Linked DNA regions of Homo sapiens: regions 1 and 2 are each linked to region 3. Evidence: chromatin loops called from intact Hi-C (ENCODE). Cell type or tissue: PC-9. All regions are shown on one strand. Region 1 overlaps PBX1 (PBX homeobox 1). Region 2 overlaps PBX1 (PBX homeobox 1). Region 3 overlaps PBX1 (PBX homeobox 1).

What was found. A loop is a pair of places that touch in the nucleus more often than their neighbours do. Peaks named below come from ENCODE experiments on the same cell type or tissue, not always from the same donor. Only the 100,000 strongest peaks of a DNase experiment are listed, where the experiment ranks them.
Region 1: a loop joins it to region 3, with 5 times the contacts of the local background. A loop is called at or near these places in 2 of 110 quality-filtered maps.
Region 2: a loop joins it to region 3, with 8 times the contacts of the local background. A loop is called at or near these places in 4 of 110 quality-filtered maps.

What each region holds. Positions count from the first base shown.
Region 1 is chr1:164,703,680-164,711,679 of GRCh38, forward strand. All of the region lies in intron 2 of PBX1 (PBX homeobox 1), which reads left to right. Among named protein-coding and RNA genes, the nearest start is that of PBX1-AS1, 67 kb to the right of the region's middle. In PC-9, no CTCF peak of the experiment used is centred here; DNase peaks (open chromatin) are centred at 3,092, 3,652 and 4,452; H3K27ac peaks cover 2,383 bases.
Region 2 is chr1:164,656,039-164,664,038 of GRCh38, forward strand. All of the region lies in intron 2 of PBX1 (PBX homeobox 1), which reads left to right. Among named protein-coding and RNA genes, the nearest start is that of PBX1, 100 kb to the left of the region's middle. In PC-9, a CTCF peak has its summit at 4,560; a DNase peak (open chromatin) is centred at 4,363; H3K4me3 peaks cover 1,544 bases; H3K27ac peaks cover 6,055 bases.
Region 3 is chr1:164,597,616-164,605,615 of GRCh38, forward strand. The region is part of intron 2 of PBX1 (PBX homeobox 1); the gene reads left to right. Among named protein-coding and RNA genes, the nearest start is that of PBX1, 42 kb to the left of the region's middle. RefSeq lists enhancers at 4,600-5,365, 5,366-6,130. In PC-9, no CTCF peak of the experiment used is centred here; DNase peaks (open chromatin) are centred at 1,276, 4,586 and 5,236; H3K4me3 peaks cover 2,799 bases; H3K27ac peaks cover 4,872 bases.

The sequences.
Region 1 (8,000 bases), 110 kb after region 3:
TATGAGAAACTCTGGCCATTTCTACTGGCTGGACTCCGTGTGCTGCCTGAATCCAGGTGCATGCAGAGATGTTCTCAGATCTAAGAGAGGTCAGGAAGGGAAAGGGATGATTCCTCCTCCTACCTTTTCCTAAGTCCCTTCTCCACACATCCAATTGCACCCATGAGAACCGAACCACCATGTTGAATGGGGTCTGGCATTCAGAGCAACTTCCCTACAAATCTCTTTTTATTGGCATTTCCTCCAATTTAACCAGCCCTGAATTGCATTTGAATCAGATGAGAGAAAGAGAGGGAAGGAGAAGGGAGGAGGTCCCTCCCTCTCTTGGAAAAGCAGCTCACAACCAGCTTTATTTGGTAAAATGCTGCAATAGATGCTTGTCAGAAATAATTTATTCCTGTTAGCTGTAATCTGAAGGAAAACAGATACAAGTCCTATAGTTAAAAAAAAAGTAAAGTAGTCTTGCTTTCGCTGACAGTACAAAGGTGTCATATACAAGAAGGATTGACACAGACCAAGGGGTCTTGTGGGAAATATGATAATAACTATAAAGAAGACAGATTATTCCCCAGTTGCCAACATTCAAACCTTTTTACAGTCAGTTCAAACATATAAAACTTTATTGCTCTAGCAGAAAGGGGAACAATTTCTGGTTGCACAGCTTTCCCAGGGCTGGGTTTATACTGTCTGTGTTATTGCTCTATAGTGGCATTTTAAAGTTTATTGAACAAGACTTTTACAATTGAAGGAAGTATATAAAACTGTAAATTTATTAGATTTTTCAGGATAAGTGCCCTTTGTAGTTGTGCTCAAGAATTCGGAGCTATGAGAAACTGCTAGTTACAAGACTTATTAATATTAAAGACTGAGAGTACGCACATTTTATACCTTAACTGATCTCAAAAATAATATTATTATATTACTGAATGTCAGAGCTCTGATACTATAGAATTGGATGGATACACACACATAGGACTCTATGTACCAGATGTGTTTATTTTTCACTGGCTAAAAAGTTAGCTTTCGTTATATCTTACTTTATTTGCTTTTAACACAGTTGGTCAGGGTATTCCTCTGTTCATTGAAGGATGTCTCAGGTAGATGTTTTTTCCTAAAATCCTTGCTGATTTTCCAGCATTTCTCAGTGTGTGGGTATAATGCAAGTACAAGTGTTAGGTTTTAAGAGCATATTTTATGGTGAAGTAATATATTGTTGCATTCACAAAAGCAACTATAACTTTGATAATCAAAATACTACCAAAAGGAGTTCTTGTTTTCCCCAACTTCTCATTTTTCATTTCTTAAAGGTTTTGAGGGAAATCATTTGAGAAATTTTGTAACATTTGTGATAATCTATAAAAAGGTTTCTCAACCTCAGCACTATTGACTTTTTGAGGCCAGATGATCCTTCATTATGGGGGCTGCCCTGTGTACCGTAAGCTGTTTAGCTGCATTCCTGGCTTCCACCCATAGATGCCAGCAGCATCCCCACTCCCCCATTGTGAGAACCAAAAATGTCTCCAGACATTGCCAGATGTCTCCTGGGAGGCAAAATTATACCCAGTTGAGAACCATTCATCTATACAGTATTATAATATGTCTGGGGAAAATACATTTTACTGTAAATAAATAATATAGGTTGTGTTTGGTAATTAAAAAATATATTGTTACTAAACAAGATGAATTACAGGATTATTTACTTGCAGAAATATCTGACTGTTGACTGCTTTTAAATAAGGTGTTTCCCCCAAAGAATGTAACATAGCTCAATCTTTAAAATTTTTCATATAAATTTTGGGGATCATATCACTATGTGGAAGGAGATGCCTTGCTTGCTTACTTAAGCCTCAGGACATGTGTTTATGGATATAATCACTTATGAAACCAGACCTCATATTCTTTTTATATTATGTTATGATTAGCCACTGATATGTGTTTGCCTTTTTGATTTTTCACATGCATATGCAGAAACATGTATATGTATATATTATGTGACTAACACAGTGAAGGATATGAAAAGTATGAAGACAATTTTGATTATAATTTTCTCATTTGACAAGTTCAATTTTGAGGTACCATCAACTTGCCTTTAATTTTCAATTTGTATTCTAGAATTCCTTAACCTCTTCAGAAGGTTTTCATGGTAGATACATTTAAAACATTCAAATAAGTTGTTTATAGCACCTGTTCACCTTCATGCTGCCTGATGTTATTCAAGTACCTATGTGTGAATGGCACTTTGATCTGGAATTCTGTGTTAATTTGTCTAGTGGCCATAGCATTTACAGAAATAAGCTAAAATGTTTTCAAAAGGACTTAAATTGTAATTGGCCTTTTGGTTTTTGATTGCTGAGTTTTGGAATTCTATGGTTGATATAAAAAAAATCTAGACACTTGTGACTTACTAAGGAGTATCTTGAAAATGTCTCAATTCTGTTATTCAGTGGAACTACCATTCTCTTTTGCCCCTATGACCTCTGATGGCTGAGCGGTGTTAGCCATATACTGTGTGTCTTTTCACCTCTTCTTGCCATCTCTGTGGGTCACTGGGCTCCTCTGGAAACTTCTGTAGGCAGGGCAGAGGTTTCCTTTTGTGTTTCCTTTTAGACCATGCCTTAAGAAGTATGGTGTGACTTCCTTTATTCACTAAATGTCTTTCTGATAAGCTGTGCATGAATTATATGATTGGAAAGCAAATCATATTAGAATCCACTAGTGGAGTCTGGCTAGGATATCCATTGTAATCCTCCTAGTAAGTCATAAGATCTATTCACAATCACCCCTTTAGTTATGCACGGTTTCCTTAAATCATAATATATCTTGTTAGAGTTTTTAAACTACTAATGTCCATTCTAGTATGGTGATATGTATGATAGCTGTGTCCTGCCTGGATTCATGCAGTCACATATATATGATATACCTTTTTTTGAACATATGACAATATGCATAGCCCCTATTTGGTGAACTGTCTTCTCTACAAATTATAGCCTTGGTGCTTTACAAGGTTAAATAACACAGTCTCTAATTTAAGTAACAGTGAGAACCAGGAAGATTTAAACAGTCTGAGTCAGGCACACATAACCCTACCCTCAAAAGCACTCATAGCTAAGTGGGGGAATCTTGCTGAAGTCTTGTTAACTTCCTGGGTTTCAAAGTCCCACTTCCAGGTACCATGGATGAGGCAGCAGGCATGCAATTACAGAAAAATAAACCTTTAGTCAAACAAAAGAAGCCACTGAAAGAACTGAAAACCCCTTCCTAGTCCCAGCTAAATTCCCAGGGAAGATTTAGGACCTGTGTTTGTCCTGAGTTAGTGGATGGTCTTGGCCAGTTTGCCATCTGTAGTGGTGAGTTGAAAGGGACTGTGGGCTCTGGAGGCTGAAAGGGAGTGAGCAGGAACAACATGAAACAGCAAATGTCAGGGAAGTCAGTAAGCCCTGAATCTTTTATGAGACCTTGGATATTCTGATCACAGCTCCGCTGGCATCGAGATTGGAATACAGATTATGGGAGGGAGCGTCTGTGACATGAAGCCCTGGCTTAAATCTTCCCAAGGTTTTAACGTGCCTTACCATATGAATATTTTGTTATTTTATTTGGCAGTATTTCCACAGGAGGCCAGGAAGGAGAGCACTGAGTAAGCCAGGGGTAGGGCAAATCTAGAGATGGGAGAGATTAGAACAGTATTGTGGCTAATGAGACTAACACCACTGAGGTGTGTGTGTGTGTGTGTGTGTGTGAGAGAGAGAGAGAGAGAGAGAGAGAGAGAGAGAGAGAAAGTGCTGAATCCCCTGTAATCCTGTCTCATACAAGGCCCTGGTGCTAAAACCACTGTAACTGTTTATGAATTCACTCCAGCTACATAGTGAGAGGAAGGAAAGAGAATAAGAAGAACCCAATGCTGGAATGAATTTATGCTTAAGAGCTTGTCTCGGGAATGCAGCTGGGTTTAAGAGTCGCCAAGCCAAGACACCCTTTTTGGGAAAAGGGAAAAGAAAAGGAAAGGAAGATAAAAACCCAGGAGACTGGAGGGACAGTGGGAGGAAGAGGAAAGAAAACGTGCTGCTCCCAGATGGGGAAGCCTTGTCTGAGTGAAATGGCATTATAGGTTGTCTGGGTGTTAGCCCCTTAAAGTGGTTTAATTTCCCACTAAATAGAGATCACTGTGAGGACTAAGAACCAAGCAAATGCTTTCGATTGCGCTATCTTGATTAGAAGCCCTGCATTAAGGCAAGAGCATTGGCAGAGCCCGAGAGAGCTGAGGCACCCTGAGGCATGCAGCAAGGTCCATGGCAGGCTAGACTTCAAGTGGCTTTGCCGGAGCATGACTTACAGCAGATTTGATGGCCTGGATTTTGCTTTTCCACACCTGTCCCCATCTGGTAGGCCATGCTGTCTCGTAGCCAACCTGCAAGTCAGTTAGGTGAGGCCGAGTGACCTCAGCCTGATGCAGGCCACAGAAGCAGAGCGAGGCAGAGTGACTAAGTGACTGCTGGAATCCTAGTAAAGCAGGGATAGGAACCAGAGTTCCTGGACTGCACGCAGCCTTTTCTTTGGTAAGAGAGGTTGACTACTGTAGTAGCTGTGTAAGGGGCAGATAGAGATGAGTGAGAGATGGTCATTCCTAAGTAAGAAATATTTATCAGATGACTGTTATGTGTCAGGAGCTGGGCTAAGTGCTTTACACATATATAGTCTTTTTTTAAAAAAAATATTTTCTTTTCTTTTAATTTAGTTTCAGGGGGGTACATATGCAGGTTTGTTAACATAGGCATATTATATAATGCTGGGGTTTGGGCTTCTATTGAATCCCTCACCCAAATAATGAACACAGCACTCAAGAGAGTGTTTTTCAGCCCTTGCCCTTTCCCTCCCTCCTCCTTTTTGGAAACCCCAGTATCTATTGTTGCCATCTTTACGTTCATGTATACCCATTGTTTAGCTCCCACTTGTAAGTGTGAATGTGCAGTATTTGATTTTTTGTTTCTGCGTTAAATCACTTAGGATAATGGCCTCCGGCTGCATCCATCAACATATACAATCTTTACAACAAATATATGGCACAGGTACTGTGATTATATTATACCCATTTTAGGGATAAGGAAACTGAGGCTAAAGAAGTAACCAAGACAAAGTTAGAAAATGCCAAGTTTGAATCTAGGCTATCTCCAAAATACTTGGCCTTGAACACCCATTTGAGCAGGTTTGCACTGAATCTGTTTCTTCATTTTAAGCACTACTTATTGAGTGCTGACTGTATGCCAGGTACCATGGTAGGTGCTGGGGATACTGACTAGAGGAAGACAGTGTCCTAGTCCTTGAGGTGTACACACAGCCGCGGAGACACCCCAGCAAATCAGCGATGGCAGTGGTGCCATAGATACTCTGAGAAGTAGTCACGGTACTCATGGGGCCTGCTACTTCATAATGTCAGTGACGTGGCAGACACAGGAAGGCTGCAGCACACCTAACTTTGTTGGTCACTTTTGTCTATCTGCTACTCTCAAGGCTCCATTTGTCTCTGTTGTGTAACTCTGAGCAAGCTAGTCTTCTTTCTAAGAAAGTGGAAGCTGATCAGCAGAAGGTGGCCATGGACAAAATGGGAAGCAGGACCGCTGGAGAAATAGGCCCAGTTGCTTATTTCAGGAAATCCTCTAGTCTTGTTCACTCGAAATTGTGCAAGGACAAAGCTGGGTCCATTGAAACAGAAAGCATAAGAAAACAAAAATAGAAAAAGGGGGAAAAACACTTTAAGTTGAATAAACAACTGCTGAGCCAACTCATGAGTTCAGCGGGGGATTCTCATGTTTCCAGGATATTTTCAGATTCTGATGGCAACTCGGGAAAGACCACTGTAACCTTGAACTTTGTCAGAGGACCGAGTTTAAGACCACCAAGACATTTCACGCAGACCACCCACTGCAATTTCTTGCATAGGTCTGCTGGCCAGTCTCTTATTAATACTGCAAGGCAACCTAAACTATATTTTGTTGGGAAAGTGGAAGAGCGAAGGCAGGTGTTGAAAAGCCATGAAAAAAAGAATTAAAACAAAAATGTGCCTCAGGCTCCTTTCAGCTGGCAGCAGAATTTCCGTCATCTTTCCCTTTTGAATTTGATATTATTGCAGGAACATTACCACGGACTCAATTTTCACTTGACAGTGAAATACCAGAAGTCGTCTCGGGTCCGGAGTGCTGTCTGCATCCAGTCCCTGTTAATCTGCAGAAGGAAAGCATGGAGATGGGGTGGGTGGCCAAGCTGACACAGGCCTCTTCAGGCTGCTGGGAAAGGGTGCTCCCTGGGTGTGAGGCCCAGGAGTCCCTAGAATTGCATAGATGCAGCAGTGAGCAGCCCACCTGGGTGTGAATCATAGACTTGTTTTGAGAATTAAATGAGCAAATTTATGTAGAATGCTTAGGTCAGTGTCTGACACATACACCAGTGTTCAGTGAGTATTACCTATTGTGACTGTTTCTTCGTGGGCAAAGCAACATCATCCTTTCTCTGCAGAATTTGAAACTGATGTCAAAAGAAGAGGGAGGCAGCAGCATCACACATCAGAGGGAATTTCTTTTAGATTCATATACCGTTTTTCCATTTTCTCTTTTCAGTTTTTTTCTTTCTTATAAGAAAGACTCCAGATGTTGAATTTAAACTGGGGGATGTCTTCAATGCCATTGAATATATTGAGCGTGTAGGCAGGCAGTGGAAGGTGCTGGTTTTTTTCTTTTTTTTCCTTTTTGTTTTTTGAGATGGAGTTTTGTTCTTGTTGCCCAGGCTGGAGTGCAATGGCGTCATCTCGGCTCACTGCAACCTCCACCTCCTGGGTTCAAGCGATTCTCCTGCCTTAGCCTCCCAAGCAGCTGGGAATACTGGCATGCACCACCACACCTGGCTAATTTTGTATTTTTAGTAGAGACGGGGTTTCTCCATGTTGGTCAGGCTGGTCTCAAACTCCCGAACTCAGGTGATCTGCCCGCCTTGGCCCCCCAAAGTGCTGGGATTATAGGTGTGAACCACCACGCCTGGCGGTGCTGGCTTTCTTTGGTAAAACGGAGAAAAGCCTTGAGGGTTTAAGGAGGAGAGAGGGGAGTAAAATAGAGAAGAGGATCAGGAAAAGAAGAACAAGTTGAGGATATTTAATTATTTGAAATATTGTGAAACATGAATATTGATGAGAAGGATGAACAGGGATGACTAAGTGCAAGGCAGGGCGTGATGGCTTACCTTCCTCCAAGTCCCACCTGCTGTTGTTGACCCCATCTGGCCAGCCAGGCGTGAACCTTAGTCTAGCAACAATAGGGGCAACACAGAGTGCATCTGCTGCTCAATGCAGGGAGAGATGCACTCTTCATCTTGTACCTTCTTGCTGTCAACCCTTTCTCTTTTTTTCTTCTGCTCATTTCTTACCACTCTGTTTATGGTAACATTTGAGGGGGGAAAATACATCACCCTATGAAAGAACAGGGTGGCTGCTGACTTTGTACCAACAGCAGTGAACCAGGGCCTAGTTGTCAGCAACCAAGACCTCTGCTGACCCAGAAGCAGACAGGTGACCCTTTCACCAAAACTTCAATCATCAGTCTTCTCTTTTCTTTTTTTGAAACAGAGTCTTGCTCTGTCGCCCATGCTGGAGTGCAGTGGCGCGATCTCGGCTCACTGCAAGCTCTGCCTTCCAAGTTCACGCCATTCTCCTGCCTCAGCCTCCCGAGTAGCTGGGACTACAGGCGCCCGCCACCATGCCCGGCTAATTTTTTGTATTTTTCATAGAGACATGGTTTCACCATGTTAGCCATGATGGTCTCGATCTCCTGACCTCGTGATCCACATGCCTTGGCCTCCCAAAGTGCTGGGATTACAGGCGTGAGCCACTGCGCCCGGCTAGTTTTCTCTTTTTGTCGTGTCTACCTTCCTACTTGCCTCACACCAGTCAGTTGGCTTTCTGTGTCAAGCCTGAGGAATGAATCTCATGAAAGAGCATTGGGAGAGCGGAGATTTTG
Region 2 (8,000 bases), 58 kb after region 3:
TATGGAACATTTAAAAATATTTTAGAAATGATATTTTTAAAAGAGAGTCAAAATAAAATGCTTTCATCTGATTATTTGACCAGAAATTGGGCTGCTTAATATAATGAATAATTGTTAGGATCTATCGATATGGCTACTCAGTGGTAAGAAGTGCCACATAAATATTGGTCTAATACATATATAATTATGTAACTCTAGCCAGGTAGCTGGATTAAATATGGGTAACAGCAAAAGCACTTCTGTCCTGATAAAAGTCTCAGTTACATTTAAATACTTAATATAATCAGCTCTTTTTCAAGTAAACAATAATTCAGGAGGCAAATGTTCAGTACATCTCATAGAAATTTTTTGTCTTAATTTGTTTGCCTGTACAATCTGCATTCTTCTTATTAATTTAATCCATATTTTGAAGTCAGAAAAGAATTCATCTCATTTGAGTTAGTTTAGATCAACATACTGATATTGCTGAATAGTTTCACTTCCCTGAAACTAAACATATCTATTCCTTTCGTCTTAGACAAATTATGAGGGGAAACCTGTCTGAAATTTGGCTAACACATGGTGTGCATTTGATGCCACTGGAGGATTTGCTTTGTCAATTTAAGATTGAGTGATGGCTATAGAGGAAAGTGACGGAAAAAAAAAACCTTCTTAATGTGAAATAGAAAGTATAAAGGACAATAAAATGCTAAAATGTACAGGAAATTCTTGTAATATGACTAATAATGTATGAGACTTGTAGAGATCAGTTCTGCTACAGGTATTCTTATGTTATATAAATGATATTATAATATCCTATTACATATATTATATTATCATACTATACCAAGAATAGATAATATTTTTCATCAACTGGTGATTCAAGTGTGAGTTTATACATGGGTTGACTGTGGATTGTATATATGATACCAAGCCTGTGTAAAATAAAACAAAAACCCCCTTCAAACTCCCATATGGAGTATTTGACTAAAGCAATAATATTAAGATAACATACTCTATTCCAAATAAGGATATAATTTGCTGTTTGATAAAGCAAAACAAAACAATGGAGTGTATTGGTACTGTTTTCCACAGAGTGGGAAGATAAGAACACATGTAGAGATGATAAAATGTCATTGGCTCCAAGAGACAAGCTTCCGAAATCCATGGTGGTTGAAGAACATCAAAGAGGAGCAATTATTTCAGTCATTAGGGCAGTTCCACCTGTTCTAATTGAACATTTTTAGGATGTAGAAGATGCATCATACATTGGTATCTATTCAGAAGGTGGGGACATCTGCTGTCTGTCATGTATCTGGGAGATGTTTATCTCAACAGGAGGCAATAATAATATGGTAAACCAAACCTAATATTATCATGATGCATTAAAACTGGGTTAATTGAAGCAATAAAATCAAAGTAACAGTAAATGCTTATACAACATGTTAAGTAATATTTACTTCAATCTTAGAAATGAAATGATAATTTTACATTCTAGCAGATGTATTTCTTGATACCTGTTCTGAGAGGACAGAAACAAGGCTCAAAATTCATGCAAGAGGCTAATAACAACTTAGTTGATAGTAAAATATGGAGCATTGGATGTAGAGTGCATTAACCTTCTTGTTTAATCTGAGTTGACCTATAAGTGGGCATATTGTTTTTTGGGGAATCGGGAGTTTTCTCAAGTAGAAAGAAGCCCCACTTTTCCTTTGATAGGGTACCAGTCAAGGAAATAAATGCTCTTTTTTCTACCTGAGTTAGATTTGCCTTTCATTTGCTCACCCTGATCTGTGTGGCTTTATTGACCACTACAGTTTAAGCCCATGCAACCTGCATGCTGTGCAAGAAAGAAAGGTGATGGACAGATAGTCCCAGAGTTAAACTTCTGGTGCCTTTGCCACTCCATGTCTTGCCATCTTATCATCATAGTAGCTTTGGGTATGGCCTCCTAGCAGCTTCATTGTTATGCCTGTGGGCATTCGTGTCCCACTGTCAGGCAGATTCTGGGGGACTGGGGAGCCAGAATGATGGGTAGCAGGCAGGTGGTAGATGGGGAGACCTAAAGTCCAAAAGCTAGACCCCTTCTCTCTTAACTCATAATGGCATTCAGAAGTTGTAATTATTTCACAAATAATAAATGAGGTACAAAAAAAAAAAAAAAGAAAGACTGGAATTTAAAATAAAAGCCAAATCAACCTTACAGCCCATGCGAATTCTGCAGCCACTGTTTAGCTCAATTGTAAAAGTGACCCTATACCCCAACACCAGTAAAGCAAGTGCTGCCATTTCCAAAGGTTCTCATCAGCCTGTTGTGGAGCTCAACTGATTGAAAACTGCTTTTTATCTGCTGTGGTCGTAGGGATTTCTGGCAATTTCAGTTCTTGCCTTTCCAAGAATGACCAAAATAAGTACAGATAATTACTAGAGATAAAATATTAGAGATCTATTAATACAGATAATGGCTGTGACATTTCCTCAGCATCAAAAGCTGTGGCACTACAGCTTTTTCTCTGGATTGCAGCTTGATATCCCCGAGTGTGTTTGACACTATATAAGTGTATACACAGCATGGTGTCACATGGTTCTTAGAGTCAAAACTGTTTGGCATTCCAGCCTGCTACATATCTACATATGAGGTTGGTCTTTATGACCTTGGATGGGCTATTTCACCTCTCCAACCCTCAGATTATTAATCTGTAAAATTGGGATTTTAATAGTTACCTTATAATAATAACAGCCAATATTTATTGAGCATGTGCATGCCAGATACTGTTATTACCACTTTACATATGTTATCTGTTACCCTGTGCACTACAACCTTTTGAGGTAGAGGCTCTTATTATCCCCATTTTATAGCTGAGGAAAGAAAAGACAGAGAGGTTGAGTAACTTGCCCTGGTGGATACAGTTATTAAATGACAGAGCCAGGATTTGATCTCAGACTCCATGATTTCCAGTCGTTGTCCATTCCCATTGTCTCACTAAGACTCAGGAGGACCAGTGGCAATCCCACATATTAACCTCATAGCACAGTGTCTGATGGGTAGGAGGCACTAAGAAAGGGCTGATTCATTCATCATCTCTTTTTCCCTACAATGAACAATGTCACATGGACACAGAGAGGGAATATTTCTTTCCCTGAATTGTTGGGAATTAGGTTCGTTGTTTTAAGCTCTAGAAATCACATCCTGAGAATGTGCCCAGATTTGCAGATATACATCGATTCACATCTCAGCTGGAGAGGGTGAAATACCATTTGGAATTCTGCATCCAGATCTTCTGAGGGAAAAGGGGGTAAATCAAAGGCATCCACAGATCTTTTCCTTTTTAGTTACAGACCTGGAAAAGGCATTTTTCTGCCACTTCCTCATTGGGAATGTAACTCTCCTCCCTCTATATTAACAAAGCTGTAGCATATGTTTCCCTTGTGTTCTTAAATCACCTTACATAGCACCAAACATGTGCTGTACATCCAAAAAATGGTTGTTGAATCAAGTGGAGTTCTTTGAGTGAGCAAGGGAAAGTTGGGATTTGTACCGAGGAAGCAGCAGGTGAGTTTGGGAAGGACATCTTTTTGCTATGTGAGTGGACACCTCCATTGGCTTGGGTGGCTGCAGAACCTGCCTCCCCCTTCACACATCCTCCCTTGTTCCCTCTCCCTGGCAGCTTAAGCAAGAGCACTAAGCTTGGCCAGTTGGAACGCCAGCCATGCCCAGTCTTGTGTTTTGAGGGAGCTAAGCAGAGAGACAGGATTACTACAGATGCCTCAGAGGTAGCAGCAGAATCGAGGGTGGTGGCAGTGGTGGGGATAAGTCCCCAAAGCCAGCAGTACCAGAGTCTGTCTCCTAACAGGCTTCCTCTGGCAGCACCTTGGTTGTATTCTCAGCTGTCTGTGCTTATTTTTCTGAGCTTGATTCTCCAGGTTTCCTGTTGACTCTGAGAGGCACTGCCTATCTGTCCAATAAATTCCTTTCCTGGGTAGGTGAGCCAGAGTCCACTTCTGTAGTTTGCAACCAAAAACCTTGACAGGTAGAAGTTAGGGAAAAATCACATGCTGTTTCTAAAACTACTCACCAAAGGAAAATGAGGAGGGGTTGGGGGCAATATTCTACAGGGTAGATGATGATAAGGACAAGGTTTTCTGAGTGAGCCAAGTATTTCTGGTAGAAAACAAGGTTTAAGCAAACTGGAGAAGGATTGCACCTGGCTTTGAAATATAAGGGAATGTTGTCTAAACCTGAAATACGGGTTTGGGCTTTGAATGGAGCCCTTTGGGGACCTTGCCTATGTGGGACATGCTGGGGCCTGGAGCTTTGGGGAACTTACACTGGGTTTGAAAAGCACCTGCCAGGGAGCTGAGGCGTCTCAGCTGCAGCTGACATGGCAGTGCTGAGACCCAAAACACCTGTGTGGTAAGACTGGCGAAAGATCAAGGACACTTTACAGACCTCCTCTTGGGATAAAGTGTAGGACCTGTGCCATTGCATAAATTCCTTTTATGTTAACTTGCTCCTTGTCACCCTATCAGCTAGATTAAAACCACAGTCAGTTGTAGTAACATCAGCAGAGGGAGAAGGAAGTGGTTTTGTCTAGAGGTCACACTTAGTGGTTATACTGACGCCTGCTGCCATTGCTTGCTTTTCTTGGTTGACAGAACAGAGCAGCTTTTATGTACATCATCCTTGACTACAGCTCTTCAGTGCCTTTGCTAGTCATTGAGGTTAGAAAACCAAACATAGGATGATTTTTTTTAAAGTATATTATTTCTTCTTCATTTTAACAATAATATAGATTGTGGTCTGTGCCTACAAATAACATATCAGTTGTTCAGACTACTAATTCTCTTTCTAGGATTCATATCCTCTCCCCTCACAAATTCTGCTCAGCACTAAGTTACCTACCTTACTGGTGGAGCCAAGCACCTTGATGTATACCTGTACTATTCTGGTACAGGAGGAAACCCAGAGAATTGCCAGCTGATCACAGCTGAAGCCAACAGCTGATCACATCTGAAGGCAAGCATACTGCTTGTTGGTGTGCCTGTTCACCTTATTTAAGTAAACACAGACTGGAAGCAGCTGAGAGGAGAAGACTTTTACTATGTTTTTCTCTGTCTACCAACTCTTCTTTATTTGACTGTGAATTCTTCAGAGATTGAACCCTTGCATTTCTTATCCTTTAGTTCTTCAGCATCTATAGTAATGGTGGGGAAGGAATACTGATGTTTTGAACACCTGTGAATGAATCCAGCCGAGGGCCTCTCTCCCATGGGTGTGTCTGAAGGACATGCCATCTGGCATGAGGGATAACATTACCAATGGTTCATGTCAAAGAAGCCTCTACATCCTCAGGGAAAGCCCTGATATTGTGGTCTAGGGATCACCAGCAATTTCACTGTAAGCCAGTTTTTTTTTTTTTTTTTTTTGAGATGGAGTCTGACTCTGTCGCCCAGGCTGGAGTGCAATGGTATGATCTTGGCTCACTGCAACCTCCACCTCCCGGGTTCAAACAATTCTCCTGCCTCAGCCTCCCGAGTAGCTGGGATTACAGGCCTCCACCACCATGCCTGGCAAATTTTTGTATTTTTAGTAGAGACGGGGTTTCACCATGTTGGCCAGGCTGATCTCGAAACCCTGACCTCAGGTGATCCACCCACCTTGGCTTCCCAAAGTGCTGGGATTACAGGCGTGAGCCACTGTGCCCAGCCATAAGCCAGTTTCTTATATTGACCTTTGTAATTTTATTTTTGGTATTAGTTAATGTGTACATAGGCGTTATCACCTCATTGGAAGTTAAAAGAAAAGTAGTGCTAGCTTTTTAATTTTTTAAAAATTTATTTCATGTTTTCAAGCAGGGATAGGTTGTAGAGTAAAAACAGGAAAAAAAGGACTAAAGACCTAAAAATACACTTTCATGGAGGGCATCAATTGCCTAAATGTTTTCTTCTTGAGTACTTTCCAAATCCTAACAAATCAATTCTTCCCAGACTTGAAGAGCCCTCCTTTAAATACCTCTTTAGACCAGATGCAGGTGCAGTGGCTCAAGTCTGTAATCCCAACACTTTGGGAGGCCTAGGTGGGCAGGTCACCTGAGGTCAGGGGTTTGAGACCAGCCTGGCCAACATGGCAAATCCCTGTCTCTACTAAAAATACAAAAATTAGCCGGGTGTGGTGGTGCACACCTGTAACCCCAGTTACTCGGGAGGCTGAGGCAGGAGAATTGCCAGAATCTGGGGAGTGGAGGTTGCAGTGGGCCAAGATCTCGCCACTGCACTTCAGCCTGGGCAACAGATCAAGACTCTGTCTCAAACAAACAAACAAAAACTTCTTTAGTCTGTTTTTGGAAATTTCCATCTGACCAGACTCTGGGCCTTCTAGGAGACAGGGTGTAGGCAGAGTTAATAGGATTTTTGCAGAATACCTTGAAGCTGTGGGAAGCCCCAGTGCATCCTTTGCATTGCAACCAGTACCAAGCCGACTATGCATTTCCTCAGTCAGTTGTGATGGTCTGATGTCAATTCCTGTTGGTTCAGGGTCCGAGGAGCCTTCTTCAGCTTGTTCCAGATAAGCCTGAAGCCTCCCTGAATCTGTGATCCCCTGTAGGATTCAGGAGTGTGAGCTTTGAGCATTCTGTGGATCAAGGCCTCTTGCACAGCCTGGTGGCAGTGAGATGCCTTTGTTCATGCTCAAGCACTTGTCTTTCCCGTAATTGCCTAGAGTTTGGTAGCTTCGTTGTTACAGTCACCGTCACCTTGTACTGTGAAGGTTTATCATTCTATGTCATTATGTGCATGCATGTGAACATGTGTGAACATTTATTTTTTTTCTTGTAGTGATGGTTAATATGCAGAACTTTGATCAGATATTGTTTTTCTTACTCCTGAACTAGAACTACCTTCTTCATTTATTATTTTATTATTGTGAGGGTTATTATAAAGAACTACAACTCTAAAATACAAATGTTTTGATGATATCATAGAAATACATTGGTGCTAACATCAGCACAACTAGTGAAAATATGTCTTGCCCAGCTGTGTAACTTTCAAATAGTTTCCCAGAAGCCATAGCCTTAAGCATGTCAGTCAAAGGAATGACTTAAGCAAATGGAAGCGTGCCTACCTTTCTGCCTGCCTTCTTGCCTGCCTGCCTTCCTTCCTGCCTTCCTTCCTGTCTTCCTTCCTGCCTTCCTTCCTGCCTTCCTGCCTTCCTGCCTTCCTTCCTTCCTGCCTTCCTGCCTGCCTGCCTGCCTGCCTGCCTGCCTGCCTTCCTACCTGCCTGCCTTCCTGCCTTCCTCTCTCTCTCTCTCTCTTCTTCCCTTTCCTCCTTCCTTTTTTCCTTCCATCCTTTATTTAGAGATTTGGTCAGAGTAGAAAGTATCTTAGTAGGATTGCTTCTCCCTATGGTACAACATGATGTAGTGTGATAATACATTACTGTTCATGATACGTAGAACCTGTTCAACATTACGTGCTTTGGGCTCTGGCCCATAGCTTGCCTGATCTGGGACCTGAACGTAAAGATACTTATCATCGACATGCTGTGTGTTCTTTAAAAGTAAAGCTATATCAAAGATACTTATATTTAATGAGATGATTGCACCTGTCTGTCATTGCAATTAAAACATTTATGAGATCATCAAACACCTTTTTGAGTGCTCCTCAATGTATTGCTCTTGGTATGATATCCTATCCATCATAGTCCTATGCAAATAATTATATTAGCAAAGTATGTTGAAGTGTGTTGGCGCCTTAAATAAAATATCAATTGCCAGGTACGTTAGGGGTGAACCCCAGGCCAACTTTCATAGTAGAGCTATGACTAATCAGATGGTGTTTAAGTTAATAACTCTTCCCAGAAGCCAAGTATTAAAGAAAGTGAAAGATGGTGGTCCTTTGTGTGGGAATCCAAGCACCTGCTGAATGGTGCCTGATTATTTTGTCAGGGGGTTTCAAACAGTCTCCCCATTTGTGACAGGTAAATCCTGAAAGAGCAAAAAGGCTGGATTGTCAGTCAGAGACTG
Region 3 (8,000 bases):
TGAAGCCAGGACCTGGTATGTACTTTTTCTCCATGAATTTGTGAAGTTTCTGCTATATTTTAGGACATTACCTTTAAGAATAGACTTTTTATGGCCTTCGTTTTGGGGTCTCGCAGCCATGTTGTAAATATAATACCTCAGGAGAGTTTGTAGGTTATAACTCTGGGCCTTTAAGATGCCTTGGCCTTAAATTTTTTATTTAAAAATTAAATAAATAATTAATTTAAGAGACTTAAATTAATTATTGCTGTACATTTCTGGAGAGTTCCCCAATTCCTGGGTTTCTGGTTCTCCTGGTATTTTAGTCCATATTCTGTTGGTATAACAATACCACAGACTGGGGAATTCACAAAGAAGTGTATTTGGCTTGTGGTTCTGGAGAATGGGAAGTCCCAGAGCATGGCTCTGGCATTTGGTGAGGGCCTTCTTGGTAACATGGTGGAGTTCATCACATGGTGAGAGGGCAGGAGCAAGAGAGCCAGACTGCTTGCTTTTATAACAAAGCAATTCCCACAGTAACAAACCCACTCCTAGGATAGCAATGTTAATCCATTTGTATCCATTCGTGAGGGCAGAGGGATTCAGTTTCCAACACATGAATTTTTGGGAGACATATTCAAACCATAGCCAGTTTGTTTGTTTTTATCTGGCTACTAGAGTAAGAATTCTTTTTTTCTTTTCTCTCTTTCCCCTTTCTCCTTCCTTTGTTCCCTCCCTTCCTAGAGGGTGGTAGAGACCAGAGCTGGAAAATTTCAGACAGGAGTTAGGTGTCGAGACCAAGGCACACTGTGGAGGGTTAAGTCATTGTCTTCCATTGTCTTAGGGCTTCTTTGTGTATCTCTCCAGTCCAAACCTTGTGGATGGATGACTACCGGCACTCTTAGAGATAGGAGAGACATCAGTTGAGCTGAACTAGTTTAATTCCCAGAGTTCTCTGAGGAACATACTAGTGTTTGTTGATTTTCTGTTGGATTACTGGAACTCTCAGTATGTGGTAAATTCCTTGAAAAACCTGATTGCATTTGATTTTGTCATTGGTTCTTATCCTTTCTGAGCAACAAGCACCACCCTTTCCAATGACACTCTGCCTTTTTTATTCTTTTTAACTTTTAGAAGAGCTACCTGGGCAGCCAAATTTTTCATAAAGAGCCTTACACCTGAAATAGCTTGACATTGTGTCATACCTCGGAGCGTATAGCATATTTCATTTATGTGATTAGATTTGACCTTTAAAACTACCCGGAGGTAGGAAGGGGAGGGATCATTATCCCACTTTTACATAAAAGAAAACAGAGGCTCAGTTGCCCCAGGTTATTCAACAGGTGTGTGGCTGAGCGTTAATTTGAATCCTGGTTTGTCCAGCTCCAGTCTATGTCCTGACCAACCCCGCCCTGCTGATAGACATCACGGTGTTTCTTTACACCAGATTTATTTTCTGTCTCTTTTTTCCTCCTGATTTTTTTTTTTTTTTTTGCAAAGAAGAGTGTTTCTGCCAGTAGCTTTATCAGATGATTTTGCCCCTCTTTTCATTCTCTCCCAATAGATCTCATGTCTAACACTACTCTAACTTTGCTCCCCTCTGAGACCAGCATGAACTCCAGTTCTTTCTAAATTGTGTAATTCTTTTTTTTTAAAATTAATTAATTATTAATTTTAAGTTCTGGGATACATGATGTGCAGGTATAATTCTTTCTTAATAGATTCTGAGCTTGACCTTCCAGTCGTCTTCTACTGCTCAGCCACACCCCCCTCCATTTTTGTTTCTTTTCTCTTTCTTCGGGCAAATCTGCAATTGTGGGCGCATATTTACCTTGTTATTTTTTACAGTATTCCCATGTGAACATTTTGCCAGCGGCCTCTTCTTAATTTTAGTCCTTTCTGGGGAAGGGTTAATAGTTCAAACCCATTGTTTTTCTTTTGAGGGTTGAGACTTGTTATAAAAGCTGCCTGGAGTGGGACTGTCCCTCAGGAGGGGAGGGGCACAGGCCTGGCATGGGGATAACTGGGAATGGGGTTTGGACACAGGATGCCTGGCGACTGTAGGGACACTTGTCTCATTTCTTGCTCTGTTATATAATATAAATGCTTAGGGAAGCTTAGATTCAATGGGTTGTGCCCTTCCAAAAGCCTACTGCTGGAGTGAAAACTGGAAATACATCTTTGCATATGTGTTCTTTCATTTTATTTTTCCTACTGGTTTGCTAAGCAAAGAGCTGGCTTTGTACAAACCCCCTCTCCCCGCTTTTTTTTTCTTCTTTTCTTAAAAAGCTTCTGTGCTCTTTTGAAACAAGCCAACAAAAGTTGAAGCCAGTGTGTGTGCAACTCAGACCTCATGAGCAATTCTTTTCCAAACCAAATTTTAATTCACAGCTGCCAGTTTAGGGGCAATGCTAAGACCCAAATCGTCCTGGCATCTGAAGCACCTGTCCTAATGTTGAGTACTTTAAATATGGTGTTCCCATTTCCTAAATCTCAATTTAGTCTGTTTGGTCTTACAATTGTGAGTATAATTATGGGAAAATTTAAATGGGATACTTGAGTCAGGACTGTGTTAAAAAATCCAAGATGTATTGCTTCTGTAAGGCTAGACTAAAATAATGAAAATATTAAGAGCCTAAAGTATGCTGCTGCTTTTTTTTTTTTTTTTTTTTTTTGATACAGAGTCTTACTCTGTCGCCCAGGCTGGAGTGCAGTGGCGTGATCTCGGCTCACCGCAACCTCCACCTCCTGGGTTCAAGTGATTTTCCTGCCTCAGCCTCCCGAGTAGCTGGGATTACAGGTGCCCGCCACCATCGGCTGATTTTTGTATTTTTAGTAGATATGGGGTTTCACAATGTTAGTCAGGCTGGTCTCGAACTCCTGACCTCAGGTGATCTACCCGCCTCAGCCTCCCAAAGTTTTGGGATTACAGGCGTGAGCCACTGCGCCTAGCCTACTACTGCTTTTTAACTAAAGTCTGCCTGCATTCCCTCTCTTGCCACAAAAGGCAAACAGAGCTTTTGGCACATTTGATTCCTGAGGCAGCCCCATGCCTGTTTAACACAGTGTAGCTTAACTGGTTAAAGCACCGGGCTAGTAAACACATGACTAGGGGCTCAATCCCTTGTGGGCCTGTTAGTTTATTTACTGCATTCATTGGCCACAGACTTCATCCCTAAAGTGGTCAAGCCATCTCAGACACGTTTGCTTCTGGTCACACCGATCAAGATTGATCCAGCCACTGAAGTAATCCAAACAACTCACTTCTAATGGGCCAGAGGTTGTCATCTTCATACCTGAGGAATGGCTTGCATTTTATAAAAATTGGAGATTCTTCTGCTCTCAGAATAGCAGACACAGGGCTGGGCGCAGTGGCTCATGCCTGTAATCCCAGCACTTTGGGAGGCCGAGGCGGGCAGATCACCTGAGGTGTCAGGAGTTTGAGACCAGCCTAACCAGTGTGGTGAAACCCCGTCTCTACTAAAAATACAAAAATTAGCCGGGCGTGGCGGTGGGCGCCTGTAGTCCCAGCTACTCGGGAGGCTGAGAAAGAATTGCTTGAACCTGGGAGGCCGAGGTTGCAGTGAGCCGAGATTGTGCCATTGCACTCCAGCCTGGGCGACAGAGCAAGATTCTGTCTCAAAAAAAAAAAAAAAAAAAAAAAAAAAGCAGACACAGAGGTGAACTTAACCTGAGATTAACCAGATTCACAGTTCAATAGCAACCACCTTTAGAGTCCCTAAGCTAAGAAACTGCTATGATTTTGATGAAACAGAAAGGAGGAAGGTAACTCTAGTTCTTTCTGAGGCATCCGACACTCCTTTAGAAGGGTTTTCCCAGGAAGCCTCATTCACTTTCAGGTAAGCCCATTATGAAGGGATAAGGATTTTACCGTATTCCACTGGAATAGGGGAAAAAACCATCTCACTTTAACAGAAAGCATGCAAGTGCCCTTTTCTGGAGGAGGTGGGAATGAGGGAGTACACAGACTTTAGCTTAAACTGTGGCAGGAGGGTCTTAATTTTGGCAGAACAGGGCATGGTGTTGCATCTCACCTGTTCCACGCTTAGTACAAGCCCTTCTTCCCAGTCCCTGTCACCTGCCTCATTTTGAGCTTTCACTGTATTTTCCTGTTGTTCCAGGGAAGATGAAGTGCATTTAAATGCTGCAGTTGGATACTGTGAAGATGAGACCCCTTAGCCTGTGGGATTAACTTTCCATGGAGCCCATTCTGGAGAGACTTGAGAGAGCACCTTTAAAAGGAAGTTAGCTAAGATACTGCCCTCCGTTTCAGACAGAGGTTGGAACCAGATCCTGGCTGAGAGCAGAGACCAGCTTCCACTCAGCCATGCACCCTAGGAGTGGGGATTCAGCTCTGTGGCTCCAGGAAGGTTAATCTTCAATGTTAATCCGTTTAGATAAAGTTGTTAGTTAAAAGGTAATCTGTTTAGCCTCCCTTTCCCCATTCTCCTGCCAGAAAAGAGGGAGTTCAAGTCTTCTTTCCAGGACTCCTGTGTTTTGGCTGAGACTGATTCTTCACTGTGGCCTTGGGAGAAAAGCTGCCTAACCAGTTCTGGGCCCTGGCTAGTTACAACCATGTGTGAGTTGTTTACAGTACGCACAGGTATGGGCTGAAGGGAAACAAAGCTTAAGGGATGACTAGAAAGGCTTGCTGAAATTGCTATGGGAGGGCCCCACCCTCCAAGCCATCTCCCCTCACACCCCGCTCGGTTTCAGTTTCTGCAGCTTGGTTATGCGACATTCTCTTAATCCTTTTTTGAATCTGGTCTCTACTTAAGCACTCAAGAAAACTGCTCCACAAGGATTGTTTTAGTGGGGTTTTAATTTTTTAAAATGTTCTTGTTTATTTAAATTGCTTGAACAAGGGTTTAGCTGTATGGGAAGAGTTCCTGCCTTTAGCTATACATGTTTCCACCCACTTAGACATGCTGCTCACCCACAGACTCATACAGCCTCCACAGACACAAAGCTTCTGTGTATCCTACATGTACCTGCACCCCAATTCTGTCAACCTCCCCACAGCTCTTGACTGGCTGTTTATCTATTCCATTCCACTACCTTCCCACCCCAGCCCTCAAAGTCCCAAACAGATTGAAAAAAAAAAAAAAAATGGGAGGCAGCAAAATTGCTTACTTGCACGAAAGGGCTCTTGCCTTTGAGGGGAGCTCTCTAGGCACCTAATTTCTCTTAGATTTCTTTCTGCCCTCAAAGGTACTTGTGGAATGTTTGCCGTTAAACGGTTGTAAATTAAGGGCTGAGTGTATGAAGCGTTAATGAAGGCTGCCATTGGAACCAGTCCACGTCCCGTCCCGGCTGGCAGGTTTGCTGTCCAAGAAGTCTCTTGCTGGAGGCCTGAGTTCCTGAGTGTCGGGTTTCAGCTCTCCTTTCTTCTTTTTTCGTCTTTTCTTCTGCAGCTATTTTTTCCCCTACCTTCCTTATAATCCGTCCCTTCCCTTCCTTCTTCCATACCCACTCCACCCCTACCCCTTTGGCTTTTTCTGAAAGTAACCATGAGGAACAGAGTCAGAATGAGGCTAGGGAAGCAGCATTTTTTTTTTTCTTTTCCTGTAGAAAGCAGGGCCAAAAGGGTGCATTTTATTTTTTTCTGCTTTTCCTTTTATCTCTTTGTGTTTGCTTCATTTCTTTCTCTTTAAGTCAAGGTTGAAATTGATGTTTGCAAAAGACAGGAATTTTGAATAACTGCCTGAGTTAAACAGAATATGGAGAAACTTTGACTCTGTCCCATGTATTAAAAATTAAAATTAGGGCAAAATAATGCGGATTTGTCCTGGAGGACCTGGCCAGATGTAGCTAGAGGACTTTCACAGTGCTGGTATAATTATACCTGGATATGGGATAATCTTCACTTTAAGCAACTCCATTATGTGAAAATACAGATCCACAGATACATATACAAATAAACACTTCCAAAAGAAATCCTTGTATAATTCAATGTAATATGTGTTTTTAAGCTACAATATGTAAGCCATCAAAGTACTGCATTATTTTTAGATAACAGACTTTTCAGTTTGTTTAAGGTGTGATTACCTTTACCAAACATCATTTCTACTCAAATAGAATGCTTACAATAAACTGTATGGAGGATACCTACATAAGTCATGTCCTGAGTTTATACTATTTCCTAGAGACATCTCTTTTATACATTTCAAGTTTTAAGTTTAGTCTGATGTTTTATACTTTTCAGTTTAGTACCTGAATTGTATCTATCTATGAAATAATAACAGATAATAATTTTAAGCAGATACTGTTTGCTAGACATTAATGCAAGACACTCTGTACATTATGTCATTTCATTTTTTTTTTTTTTTTTTTTTTTTTTTTTTTTTAGAGATGAGTCTCTGTCACCCAGGCTGGAGTGCAGTGGCACGATCACGGCTCACTGCAGCCTCTGCCTCCCAGGTTCAAGCAGTTCTCCTGCCTCAGCCTCCCAGGTAGCTGGGACTATAGGTGTGTGCCACCACATCCAGCTAATCTTTTGTATTTTAGTAGAAATGAGGTTTCACTATGTTGTTCAGGCTAGTCTCGAACTTCTGAGCTCAGGCAATCCGCCTGCCTCAGCTTCCCAAAGTGCTATGATTACAGGCGTGAGCCACTGCGTCCGGCCTATCATTTAATTCTATTGCCACTTCCATTTTAGAAATGAAGTGACAAAGCCTCACAGAGGATATGTAAGTTGTTCTTGACCACACTATGTTTGGTTGCTTGCCTTTGTATCCACCTGTGTTTCATCATTATTGCACAGTGTTCCCATTACTCTAAGGGTTACAATCTGAGGTCCCTTCCACCCTGACATTCATTCATTTGTGCATTCAGCAGTTACATGTATTGAGTGCCTACTGTGTGCCAGGATGCCCTGCCAGTCAGGCCAGCACTCAGTGATAACTACTGGTCACAGGATCTAGTGATTTGGCCTTAACAAATGAAGGCTGGACATGACCCTTTTTTATTCTGTCCTGAGAGCCGTTGCCTATGCTATCCACTTATTATAGCGGCATTCATATGTAATAAATAACTTATCAAAATAGTCATAAAGGACTTGGCAGACAAAATGAACTGCTAGAGAAGACTGCATTAAATTTTAATAGGAAGAATTCTTAGTAATAAGTAGGAAATGCATCTTGGTGTAGAACTGAGTCATTCTTTTGTGGCTTTCCCTAAGACATCTTCATATCAGTGACTATTTTTTTTTTCATTTATGAAATACTGTGCTTTTAGACAAAGTGTATTTGAAATTTCTCACTCTGTTTCCCAAGTAAATAAACAAATAAAAGTAAAGAATGGAAAAAGACAAGACAAACCATCTTCCTTTATTCCATAGAGGTGGAGTGCCTTCTAGTAACAAGTGCTGTGTGCCGTGTATGGAAGACACCAGTAATCACATCATAGACCCTAATCTCAAGGAACCTGTGTTCTTGTGGGGCAGTCAAAGAAATAGGCCTAGTCCAGGGTATTAAATGCTGTGATGGGGATACTGAGAGAGTATCCTGGGAATGTTTAGGAGGGCACCTTATTGTCTTGGTGAGGATGACGCAGTCACAGAAGTTTCTTCTAAAGAGAAGACACATAGGCAGAGATCTAAGAATGAATTAGAGTTCTCCAGATAAAGGGGATGTAAGGGGCAGAGGGGAGCAGACTGGCCGAAGAACATTTTTGTTAAAATCCTTTTTTTTTTGTTTTGAAGAAATATGACTTTTGTCCTAAAATTCCACAGCAGAGCTTCCAGGGCTATGGTAGGGATTAAGGTATTCTACAACAGATGAACAAGTCTTTTAGGGACAGCCTGGTGAGTTTAACCTCTGTAGGGCTCCTGTAGAGGAGGCACTCTTTGTTATGGGAAGAACAGGGCCCTTTTTAGTGAGAAGAGGGGCCTTGGGTCTCTCCAGTTTTCCTGATTGGCTGTGCTGATGGCTTTTACTCTTCTTTAAAGGAGGCATAATACAACCCCGTTAATTGAAACTCCAGTGTTTAGAATGTTTGGT